Linked DNA regions of Homo sapiens: region 2 is linked to region 1. The links are chromatin contacts, found by Hi-C or POLR2A ChIA-PET in ENCODE. All regions are on one chromosome and are shown on one strand. Each heading gives the region's core, a stretch centred on a gene start or an enhancer-like site at or near the end of the contact. The rest is flanking DNA. Distances are from core to core; before and after follow the strand shown.

Region 1 (6,049 bases), core at 1,938-4,437:
TGCACACCTACCCCCGGTGTCCCTCTGCCACCCCCGCCGCCCCAGCAACCCCGACACCCACCACCCTCCACACACACAATTTTTCTTTTTTTAAATTTCCAGCAGTCGGTTTTTCTCTAGAGAAGGCATAAAGAGAAGCAGAGGCAGAGATGGGACGAGCAGGGAGAATGCTCCTGCCTCATCGGAGCCACCGGTTTTCGGGAGAGAGCGGCAGCCCCCACCTGCCTGTGGACTGAGCACTTAAAGGTGAGAGAGGACTTTGTGATTTCTTTGTGCACCTGGAGTTCTGGGATGCAAGGCCAGATGAAGGGATCTTAATCATTGAGCCTGGTCTGTTGCCTCCCGAGTGATTCTATCAGGCAAGCATGATGGATGATTCCTTCCAAGCACACGCAGTTATCTCTGACACGAGCCCCACTCAGGTCCCCTTGAGATCTCTTGAACCAAGGGGCTTCTAGCCCCTCCTCCTCACCTTTCAGCACAGCCTTGTAAACCTCAGATGTGGATGAAGGTGCCGTCCTGCCTTTGACTTGACCTGTTGATTTCCAACCGGGGCTGCTGGCCCTTCCTCTCTAGAGTGAGTAGTGACTCACACTTTTGGGGCCCTATGAAATGGTCCTCCATCCAAGGGGCTTTGGGAAGCCTGTTTCCCTGGTGGCCCCAAGCCCAGTAACCAAAAGCAATCAGACCCAGCTGTCCAGCTAATTTTTTTAAAATAGGCTTCCTTCCTAGTAGAAATCAACAAAGTCTAAAATAGAAGGGACTCTAATAGGAAATGAAGCTGCAGAGTTCTGTGTGGAATGCAACAGGCAGGGACCTCGGCATGGAAAATACTAAGTGCAGATTACATGGCTGACAACCATGGGAGCAGGAGAAGGAGTAATCTCCTTGCTTATCGAGCATGTCTCTGGGTCGGAGGGGAGCTGAGTGGGGACATCGCTTCTGGAAGGTTTAGACCTTTCACCAAGAAGGAGAGGAAAAAGGAAGAACAACAAAGATGGAGAAAAGGGGGAAAAGAGGCCGTAATGTAATGTACATGTAGAAGAGAAGCAGACAAAAAGCTCCAAATTCTGTGCAGTCAGGGGATGAATCAGTTAGTAAAGATCTATTTTTAGTTTCCAAGATCTGCTGTTACATTTTGCCTGGCATTAATTAATGTCACAGGCATGTTCCATGCACAGGCTCTGAAGGGCCCTCGCGTGTCACTCTAGCTGGAGGTACCAGCCCTTCTTAATGGGAGCTCTCCAGTCCTTTGGGGTCTGGTCTCTGACACAAACATGTGTCCAGAATGTTCTGCTCTCTGACCTTGTCCCCTCTGGGTGTATCCGTTAATCTCCTCACTCTGGCCCTTGGATGTCTGGCCAGTGGCCAAGGGAGAATTGCAATTGTTATACTTTGTTTTTTAAAAGGAAAGGCTGTACAAGCTGAAATTGGGAAAAGGCAAAGATGTTGGATCATGGCTTAGAATTTAAAGAAAAGGCTTTGAGGGCAGCTCTCCTACCACAAGGAAGAATGAGGCCCCCCTCATCTCCAAACAAGGCTGATTTTGACTAATCAGATATCATAACTGGAGAACATCTTCCAATATAGTTTAGGCAAAGTGTAATATGTTAGCAAGAACTAATGATATGACTGGGGTTGATCAGATGTTGGCTGAAGTTGTGTGTGAGACTAATTATCTCCAAAAAACCTGTTCATATTTCAGAGGCGAGGCTGTAAATCTGAAGAGCAGCTGAAATGCAGGCATGATTGTACGCATGAAGCCTTGCTTTCTGAGGTGGTAAAAGGGGGGATTACAGGCCAGAATGAAAAACCCAAGGCCACGTGGCAGCACACTGTTGGGACAGCTGTTTTTGTACATTTGCACCAATTATTAGATCAATAAGAAAGTATGACTACATCATGGACCCTAATTAGAAGAGACGTCCCTTATACTCTCTGAAATGCTTGAGAATGTTCTCCTACTAACCTAGAGCCTGATGGGGCCATTGACGCTAATTGTTAAGTGCCGTTGGTCAAGGCCAATGCATAGTCTTCGTTTAGTTCCTAAGTCATTTGTGGTCGGCCCATCCAAGACAGGGACACGGACAATCTCATCAGAGTAGGCTGGGAGGGTTTCCATGATGGAATGGGGCTGGCCTCTCTGTTGAGGGGGGATATCCAAGGGGTGCACATGAGCTCTGAGGACCAGTGGCAAAGTCCCTGTTCAGTCCTTGGGAAGCATCACCACTGCTACATTTCTGATGTTCTGAAGATGGGTTAGAACAGAGCGGCCGGGCGCGGTGGCTCACGCCTGTAATCCCAGCACTTTGGGAGGCCGAGACGGGCAGATCACGAGGTCAGGAGATCGAGACCATCCTGGCTAACACGGTGAAACCCCGTCTCTACTAAAAATACAAAAATTAGCCGGGCATGGTGGCGCGCGCCTGTAGTCCCAGCTACACGGGAGGCTGAGGCAGGAGAATGGCGTGAACCCGGGAGGTGGAGCTTGCAGTGAGTCGAGATCGCGCCACTGCACTCCAGCCTGGGCGACAGAGCGAAACTCCGTCTCAAAAAAAAAAAAAAAAAAAAAAAAAAAAAAAAAAAAAAAAAAAAAGAACAGAGCGTGAGAGCAAGCAGGGTGCTGACTCTGGGTCTCATGTCTTGAGGCTCAATTCCATCCTGTCACCCAGCCAGGAGATTCAGAGGTCCTGCAGCCTCCTACCTCAGACCCACATACCTGGTGTGAGTTCTGCCCTCCTGACCACAACACCCCTGCACCTTGGACACAGCTTACCACATCCTTCCCCAGAGCATCTTGTGCCTTGGAGAGCAGGTGCAGTTGCAGCGTTCTGGGCTGCGGGCACTCGAGTTCAGCCCTGGCCAGAGGCTGTGAGGGGCAGAGCCAGGGGATGGTGTCTCCATTGGTAACGAGGGTCTCCATCCCTTCCAGGCTGGCCGTGTCTGTGGCCACAGATGAATAGGATGGGTGCCCATCTTGATGGGTCAGACAAGGTAAGGGCTCTCAGACCCCATCCTCTGTTTGAGATCAGACCAGAGGTGCCATCAGAAAATCAACTGAAGATTAACCAGCTTCCTCTGGTGCTCAAAACCTAGACTCCCTTTGCTGCTTTGCAATTTCTTTCTGTGTGTGGAGGTCTGATAAGCCAGACGAGATGAAGGGATGTTAATCCTTGGGCCCAGTCTCAATGGCAAACTTCCAATTAAAGAAGATGTGACTGTGGCCTGGGGCTGTGCCAAAGAAGGGCTTTGCTTATGTCTCTTTGTCTAATCTCTGTAATGGCCCCATGTGGTTGGCGCCTTCCCCAATACCATTTTATGGAGGAAGAAACGGAGTCTTATACATTTCATTTTACTTTTTGCATTGTATCTTAAAGATATAAAACTTTAACCTTATACTCCATAATATATCTATTGATCTTACTATAAAATAAGATCTCCCTCCTCCAAAAAAAATCGTGAAGGAAAAGGGTTCCCTCCTGAGTGAGCGCCAAAAGCCTGGGCTTGGCCTGTCGGAGAGAGAGGCTGCAGAGCCCCTGTATGGAGAGCAGACACCATCCACAGGGCCCCCAACACATGTTTCATGCCTGAGCCTTGTCCCTGTGATGTTGACACTGTGTGGATGGCGGGGCTGGAACTTGCCCTGAGGGCCCCAGGGAATCCGGCAAGGCCCAGTCTCCACTGCCTTTTTCTGTGGAATGTTCCAGCTGGCCGGTGTGCACAGGGAAATCTGAGCCGAGGCCCTGAGGGGGGCTGTCGTCCCACACAGGGCTAAGGCTCTCCAGGGAGCCTCAATGGCTGGACCCCCATCCAACGCCAGCGCCAGCCCCCTTTGCCCCGCCATGGCCCGCCTTTTCCTCTGTGACCTGCTACGGGCCTCACATCCTGAGAGGAGCCCTAGAAACGGGCTCTGTTGATAAAAACACACATACCCTTTGCCACAGGAAACGTGGCCTCACGTTCACAATGGTAACCACCAGGCTCCTCACAGAAACCAAAGAGGAACAGATTTTAGATTTTTACCTCAATTAGGAAACACATGTTCTCTCTCTCTCCTTCCCTCCCTCTCTCCTCTCAGCAAGTCTCAATTTTCCTCACATGCAACCTCTGCCCTCCCTATCCTAGATTGGGAAGCTGCACATTTAGGAAACAGAGACCGTGTTCCTTTGAGTTTAGGTAAAAACTGTGAGAAAACAGGATATAAGTCGTAATGGAAACCAGTGGACCTCGGGTCACAGGTAGGGTTGTCAGATAAAATACAGGATGCCCAGTTAAAATGGGAATTTCAGGTGAACAATGAATACTTTGTTAGTATAAGCGTGTCCCAAAGCCTGCACAGGATATACTTAAACTAAAATATTTATTATTTCTTCGAAATTCAAATTTAAGTAGGCAATCCTGTATTTTTATAGATCATCTATGAATAGTAACCATAGCATAGGGGACCCACCGTATGAGACTCAGAACCATCATCTGGGAGGAACGTTGAGGCAAACTTCTCCATCCAGATTAATTCCTGACCTTCTGAGAATAACAAACAGCCCACTATGCTGTGGCCAGTACTCCGCGCCAGCACACGCTGTCATTTTGTGGGCAAGGAGCTCTCCTTGAGTCTGCCCAACGGAGGTGTGTAGTGATTTGTTGTCCAGGAGAGAAACAGAGGCTCAGGGAGGTTGGTGTGGCGCACCCGAACGCTCAGTCAGCTCCTGGCCTGTCTCTCTGCATAGTACTCGCTGGCTGTGGGCGGGCGGGCCGTGCCAGCTTCAGAGGAGCAGTAATAACAGGTTAGCTTGGAAGTTCTCCTTGCAGAGATGGGAACGGCTGTGTCAACCATGCAAATTATATACAAATACACTTGGCCCGCCTGCCCAGATGGGAGACCCATGAGCACAGCCTCCAGCCGTCCATGGGTTTCCGATAGTGCAGGGGTACCGGGCTGATAGCGGCTGGGTCTCTGGAGAGGCCCATGTTCCCGGTACATGTGGGCTGGGACACATGCACACACTTACTTTCCTGGTGTGGATGAAGATGCGAGGGGGCTAGCATGGAGGTGGATGCCTAAGGCTGGAGGGGGTGTGTTGATGTGTGCATGACCTGCCACCCTGATCTGTGTATTCCCAGCAAGCCACATGGCTTCTGTCTCCTGGGATAACCCTTCCTGAGGCTCCAGCACCCATCTCTGGACAGAAGGAAATGGCCCTTTCCCTGGGCACCCTCCTGCTGAGATGCCACAGGACTGCAGACCTTTGAGGAGAATAATCCTAACCACAGTGATGCTACTGTGAGCGTTGACCAGGTGTTTATGATACACCCGACCCTGTGCTAGCATCTTGTGCTTAATTCTCCCATGTGCCTGGGGCTCTTGTTGCCCTGACTTGACAGATGAAAACCTCGAGGCTTAGAAAGGTAAAATAACTTGGCCACAACTGGTGAGATACCGAGCCAAGATTCCACCTGAGTTCTGCAGGCCGGTCAGGTGAATCGCTGCCAGGTGAATGAGGGATGGCTTTCAACACCAGCTCCTGGGCGTGGACTTTCTGAAGAGAGCACTGTTTTGAAAAGTCCTTTATGGAGATTTGTAGTAGTTTTAGCTAAGATTGTTTTGTATTTGCGCTCTTAGAGTTAGTAGGTTTGCCTCAAATACTGGTGCCGGCTGAGCCCCATGTATTGGAGATGTTCTCCACGAGGGAACGCTGAACCTTCGGGAGACCCATAGGAGGTGGCTGCCCAGCCCCTCTGTCTAGCGATGCTGCAAGGGGAAGGTGTACACCAAAGGCAGGGCTTGATTGAATGGTTGAACATGCTGGTGTGGGGGCCATATAGCCTCAGCCACAGGTTGTCTTTGCCAGTCTCTGGCTGAGTGGTTTGGGGCGAGCTGCCTCACCACTATCAACCTCCTTTCCTCATCTGTTAAGTAATATTTGTAATGACAGCACCTCCCTCACACCCCAGCTTGGAGGTTTCACTAGTCTGTTGCCTGATCAATCATAATAGTTATTAGTCATTGCTGTTTGCCAGGTACCAGCTTAGGTGCTAGAAAGAGCTAGTA
Region 2 (6,049 bases), core at 1,277-3,776, 73 kb after region 1:
ACTTAACTACTATGTACTTATTTATCTAAAATGCTAAGTGTTTCCCTTAGCAATCACTAATAGATTCCTGTAGAAACGGAGTGCCATGATTAGAATTCTGATGTCTGTGCCGACAGAAGGTGGGAAGGCAACAATAGGTAGTGCACTAATGATGGGTTCAGTGGGCAGGTGGGTGGGTAGGACGATATAGTCATTGAAGGAGAAGGTTGAAATATGGGCATTTTAAAGATAAATATGTGTTTATGTTAAAAGTTGAGAGAGAGAAAAGAGGAGAGGGAGGGAGAGAAACTCTCATACCTTCAATCCCACACCTGAAATGGGGACGGTTCTGCTTTTGAAAGACTTTCTGAAAACCGTTCTCATATTTGAGTTGGAAGACCCCCTTCTCAGCAGAGGGCCACAAATGAATCCTGAGTTTTGTTCTGGAATTTTCCTATGCAACGTGCTGGAACCAGTAGCCAAATAGAATCAGTGGATGAGGCAGGAAGAAAAATGAGGATCTCAGGGATGGAACTCAACAGGCTACAAATGGGACACAAAAGGCAAGACTCACTCTCAACAAAATCACGGAGGCACCAGGTGCGCCTTGCGGGGTCTGTTTCCCCGACACCCACCTGCTGCCTGGTCTTCACAAGGGGCCAGGCCCTTTTGGTTTGGAGGCAGATGAGCCTGTAGGATTAATTCTAACTAAGGTGTGAGTGGAACCTAGGGGAGAAGTAACTTTAGGGGCTACAGAGAGAAACCTTCAGTGACACTGACTCATAATGGGAAGGTGATTCTCCTCTCAACTCCCTCTCCAGCCTCTTGATCATGCCATGGAGAAAGTCTTGTTTTGATTCCATCTTTAACACTTGCCTAAACCCCTTCCTAACCTCCCTTTTAATCAGAGAGAAAGAGGTTAGGTCTCAACATCTAGCTAGAATTTGAGAACACAATTCTGTTTTTATTGTTTTTTTTAAAGAAGAATCTGCTCCTTCTGATGCCAGACACTCCAAAGTCTCCTCAACCACCTTACTCCATTAACCTTGGAAAGCCTAACGTTTCCCTTTCTCTCTCAGCCTCCTTTGAGGCCAAGGCTGGTACAGGATAAATAATTTTGCTTTCTGGATTTAGAGGAATTGGTTTGAGTCTTGACTTTTACTAGTTCTTTGGGCAAAATTTGTTCCTTCTCATTGTCTCAGGTCCTCATCTGTAGAATGGGGCTGGAGTTTCTGAGTCCATAATTCATTTAATCTGGTGCCCAAGAACCCCATGAAGCCTGTCCAGGAATACCTGACTCATTTGCCCTTGAGATTGAGGAGAGGCTCAAGTTACATGAGACAGTGACTGTGAAAGTGCTGTGTGAACTACAAAGGACTTTACAGTGTGTGGTTATCATGGCTGGGAGGTGGCAGGGGTGAGCATACACTGAATTTTCCCCCCAGGTCTGGACAAGACGTCTTCAAGCCAAAGGAGGGAGGCAGTGAATGGTGCAGGTCCATACTTTCCCCAGCAGGGAGCTCGTAGGGATTCGGGAGTACATTCTGGGCCCTTGAGTTTGTGCTACATGCATGCCTATGGTGCTCTTCCTGCCGGGGTGAGACTTGCCCTCCAGGTTGAGAAAATGACGAAACTGGAATAATCCTCCAAGCTCCAACTCGTCCCAGAGGCCTCCCTGGCAATACTGTGCTCTTGTAGGGACCCCATCGTCCTCTAGGTAAATAGTTCACACTGGCCCTCACCCCACTGCTGGCTGCTGGCAGGGAGCATGGGGAATCTGCTCCAAAAACAACCATTGCTTCCTGCAGTAGCATTTTGAGAGTTTCCTCCAAATGTTTTTCCTCATCTAATTTTCAGTATGGCCCCGTGGGGTCAGGAGGTGATGTGTGGCCAGCCCTGTCCTAATTAGGAGTCTTGCCCAAGTTCATACGTTGAGGAAAAGAAATGCAAGCTCAGTTCCAAGGTTTTTCCCTTGCTAAAACTCTTAAAATTTTGGCTTGCTTATTTCCTTAACTTCCAAAGGACATGAACAAGTGATTTTTGTACCACCCTCCACATAGACATTAGCGATCATTTTCAGTCATTTTCAGCTTTCCGGTTTTGCTAGGAGGCACCTGGCGTGCCGGGAACGGACAAAAGCCATTTTTCTAAGTACTAGCGTTTGAAATTATTAAGTGTTCGTTAAGCACCCCCGGGTGCAAAGCACTCTCAGAGATGTTTATTTCTCAATTTTCCATAATTTCCTTATTTTTTTTCCCCTACCTAAAGGCAGATTGAAAAATGAACTCAGTGCATTGGAGTCTGAATCATAGTTAATGTGCGACGCCCCCTCCCTTAACTGCGCTGTTTTCTTTCTGCCTCCTCCTGTCTCCCAGCTTATCAATCTGATAAAGTTCTTTTTAACCCCTACTCAGGGGCTGTAACTTTTGCTTTATTCCCACGGGCATGGCAGGAAGCGATCAACGCAGAGCCCCGAACCCCACTCGCCCCACGGGCTGGGCTGAGCTGGGCTGGGGGTCGAGCTCAGCGAAGCCTCGGGAAGGCTGCAGGGTGCCCGGGCGGGCGGCGGGGTGGGTGCGGACCCCTGGCTGGGCGCTCCCGAGACCCCCCTACCCTGGTGGGTGGGCGCCCGGGGGCCTGGAGAGCCGCCTAGCCACGTGGATGCTTCTGGAAGAACACAAAGCCCGGGCCCCCTCCGCCCCCGCCGGCGCCAAGCCTCAATCTTGCAGGAGCAGAGAAGAAAGGCTCTGTTTTTCTCTCTCTCTTTTTTTTTTTTTGTGTGACAACAACCTCACATAACCTCAAAAGTTACCCATGAATTTACCAAAACTTTTTATGAAACTATTTTAACCTCTGGTGGGGGTTAAAAAACAAGCCTTGTGAATTTATTACCCGGAAGAAAGCGCAGAGGGCTGGGATTTACAGCAAAGCCGCCTTCCAAGCTCCGCGGGGGCCCCCTAGCGCCCATCGCGGGCACCGCCGAAGCCCGGCTCCCTCCTCGCTCCGCGGCGCAGCACGGCCTGGAGTCCGGTCTGGGAGGGAGGCGGGCGGACCCCAGACTCGTGCAATCAGGGGCACCTGCTCTGAACACCAGGGACCTGGCGGTACAAATTTATTTTATGTTCGTAGGGGTTTCCGTGGTAGAACCAAGGGAGCAGGCTGAAGCCGAAGGAAGGGAGAGCAGGGTTTTGATCCTAGTTCCTTGGCTTCTGCAAATCGGCTGGGACCCCCCGCTGAGCAAGCGACTGTCGTCACGGCCCCCGCACCAGACGACCCCAGCCTGTGGATGATGTTTCACTGCCCTCACATAAACGCCACCCAGAAATGCAAGAGTAAGAATGTTCACGAAGAGGGGAGGCAGGAGCCCCAGCTGATAACAGGAGGAGGCAGGAAGGGGGCCTTGGAGGAGGTCAGAGGGGGGACATTATTTCAGTTTCCCAGGACCAGGGTGAGAGATGGGGGTGAAAGAAGAAAAAGGACAAAACGAGGTGCCGAAGGCTCTATTGGGTGCTCTCTGTCCGCAGGGATGTAAAGCAGAATCCAGGATTCTGCCGCAAAATGCAGGCTCCCAATCGCTGCACGGTGACCAGGACTCCCGGACCCTTCGCTTGCCAAGTGTGTGCGATGGTTCCTTCCTCTCCAGCTTGCAGACACACTGGTTCTCTTTCAGAACTAGCCATGTTTTTTAAAAGCACATGGAAAAATGTTAATAAGCAAACGTTTTAACAGAGAGATGCAGGAGGAACGAGCCGGCAGCAGCCTCCCAGCAGAGGCAGCGGTGCTCCAGCGGCTACGGGAACGGGCCTCGGAGGAAAGCACTCGGGCTCGCTGCCGAGTTTCACCACCTGTAGTCATGTCATCCTAGGGACGTGTCTCAGCTCTTCTGTGCCTCGGTTTCCCCATCTGTAAAATGGGGGTGATAGTAACACTACACAAAATATATCTAGAATTTGAAAGAGTGCTTTGAATCATATAACCTTGGCTGTTGTGTGGTGAGGCCAGCTGGCTGGTATTCATCTAGCTCTACGGGGAAGGCAGAACCCAGATTTCACGTTAAATAAAATCTCTCAATTTTTACAGGGTGCTAATTTAAACACACATACACGCACGGACGTGCACTTGCACACATACCCCATCTGGGCCCAAATACAGTCAGCTAGTTTGAGACCTTTACTTCAAAGGCTGCCAGGAGGCCACGGGACAGGAGGGAGGAAGGAAGGAGTCATCTCTCCCTGTCATCCACCACCCCCACATCCAGGCCACTGGAGCCAAACACTGAAACCGGTGTGGCCAGCGCTCTTTTGGGGGTGGATGGATTACGGGGAAACACGTCCTTCTTTTCCGTTCCCCCTGGGAGAATATAGCAGGGCACCCACTTTGAGTACCCTCGCACCAGGAGGCCTTCAGAAGCCACCTTGGAAATGTGATGGTGCGTGGCGGGTGGGGGGACTTCCTCTTGTTCCTGGAGACCTGCTTCCCCTCCCAACAAGTGCGTGCTCTGCACGCCCGGCTTCTCACCAGCCCAGGTACCTCGCCGCCTGGGTGCTTTGAGGTGCCCATGGGCTTCTCATCCGTGGTTTGGTAGCATCCTCTTCCAAGCTGACTTCTCATGTATTCCAGGAGGCCAACACTCTCCTGCACCCTAGGGCAGAAGAGCACTGGGTGGGGGGGCGCCTCTTCTGCCTCGTCCCATCCCAGCCTTCTTTTGTTCCCTCCTGATGGCTTACCCTGATGCCCTGATCATCTGATATACTCTAATTGCCCCATTGCCTTGACGAATCCGACTGTTCTTTGCACTTCATCCAGCCCTGCTAGCTTCACTCCTTCAAGCATCCATGCATTCAGTAGCTGTTTGCTGGGCAACTGCTAGGCATTAGACATTGTTTCTTGAGAGGCAAATCAGGCACATTCCTCTGACTTTCGATTGTTTCTTAAAATGTTGAGGTTTTACAGTTGAACAGAGAAGGTTTAATAGTCGTTCAATCTAATCGAGAAAGCAACAACAGGAATTACTTGCTACAGTGATTCCAAAAGGGCAGCCCAGAGAGAATACTGAGAACCAAAGACATGTATTCTCATTCATCTTTGTCCAAACAAATTAAATATGTTATTGATTTTTAAAAGTCCCTGCATGAATGGTTGAAAAGTAATTGGTTTTGTATGTTTTAATATGAAAACAATATTTTTAAAAATTGCTTCCTGGATTTGTAGGGTTTTTAAATTTTGTGATTTTTTTTTTTCCTTTTTCATTCTGTAGAGTAGAATACTGCATGCTTTTAACTGGTGGGGGAAAAGCTCTTTATTAGTCTTTTCATTAGTCTATATCTGTTGTGTTCCATTGTGTTTAATTTCAATTAATCTGGATTCATTTAAGTAATATTCCATTATAGGTTCAATGCATGTATATTTTTTTTAACTTAAGAAATGGGGAACATTTTTTGGTCAATTTTAAGTAACTCTGCATTAAAGCTAAGAAAACCCACTTAACGTGGTTTACTCTGGAAGTCTCCTTGAAGAAGAAGTTGTTCTTTTTTATTTTGTTAGGTTTTGTGTTTACCTTTCCCAATCTCGCCTTGGATTTTCCACGGCTGGTTTAGCAAGACTTGCTTTGGTCCTGACAGCTCAAGTCTTTCAGTGCTTCTGAGGACGCAGGGCATATTTCTTCTTTGCTTCCAGTTTCACTACTCAATAAATTTGTGGAGTCACCAAGCAGTCATCTGTGTAGTTTGATAAGGCAGAAAATGATGATTTCTCTATTATTTTGCTTAGAAGGATGAGAAACTAGATTAATCAACGTCTGTTGGAAATGCCTCTTTATAGAAAAGACTGGCTTCTTTCATCAGAGTCATGATCTGTGGCTCATATGCAGACACATTAGATGGTTTTCCAGGGGACAGGAGCAGACGATCAAACTCTGAATTTTAAGTCTGTCATTAGATGACGTGAGGTAAACTTTAGTCAACCTTTATTATGGTTAGGAGGGTGGTGGGGGCCAGCAGGCCTCCATGGAGTTCACCCATCTCATTCTCTGGGGCATCAGGGAAATCGTGCAATGTCTGTAAGAGTTAGG

Evidence for each region. A loop is a pair of places that touch in the nucleus more often than their neighbours do. ChIA-PET counts read pairs that join two places held with the same protein, here RNA polymerase II (POLR2A). Pooled maps may share reads with other maps.
Region 2: a loop to region 1 is called in a map of heart right ventricle, with 6 times the contacts of the local background. The contact joins two enhancer-like sites. A Hi-C loop is called at or near these places in 8 of 168 maps with a recorded cell type or tissue (CD4-positive, alpha-beta T cell, CD4-positive, alpha-beta memory T cell, esophagus muscularis mucosa and 4 more) and 9 of 50 pooled maps. POLR2A ChIA-PET finds 5 or more read pairs at or near these places in 4 of 52 experiments (CD4-positive, alpha-beta memory T cell, activated CD4-positive, alpha-beta T cell, activated CD4-positive, alpha-beta memory T cell and 1 more).

The regions. Positions count from the first base shown.
Region 1 is chr20:59,146,129-59,152,177 of GRCh38, forward strand. It overlaps a transcript of ZNF831 not described here. Among named protein-coding and RNA genes, the nearest start is that of ZNF831, 15 kb to the right of the region's middle. RefSeq lists a silencer at 3,784-4,006. Within about 2 kb of position 3,188, at least 13 of the 41 ENCODE cell types and tissues checked have a DNase peak (open chromatin) inside an H3K27ac peak, as active enhancers do; they include heart left ventricle and heart right ventricle, where a contact is called at or near this core.
Region 2 is chr20:59,219,750-59,225,798 of GRCh38, forward strand. The region is part of intron 4 of ZNF831 (zinc finger protein 831); the gene reads left to right. Among named protein-coding and RNA genes, the nearest start is that of ZNF831, 59 kb to the left of the region's middle. RefSeq lists a silencer at 2,843-2,912. Within about 2 kb of position 2,527, at least 11 of the 41 ENCODE cell types and tissues checked have a DNase peak (open chromatin) inside an H3K27ac peak, as active enhancers do; they include heart left ventricle and heart right ventricle, where a contact is called at or near this core.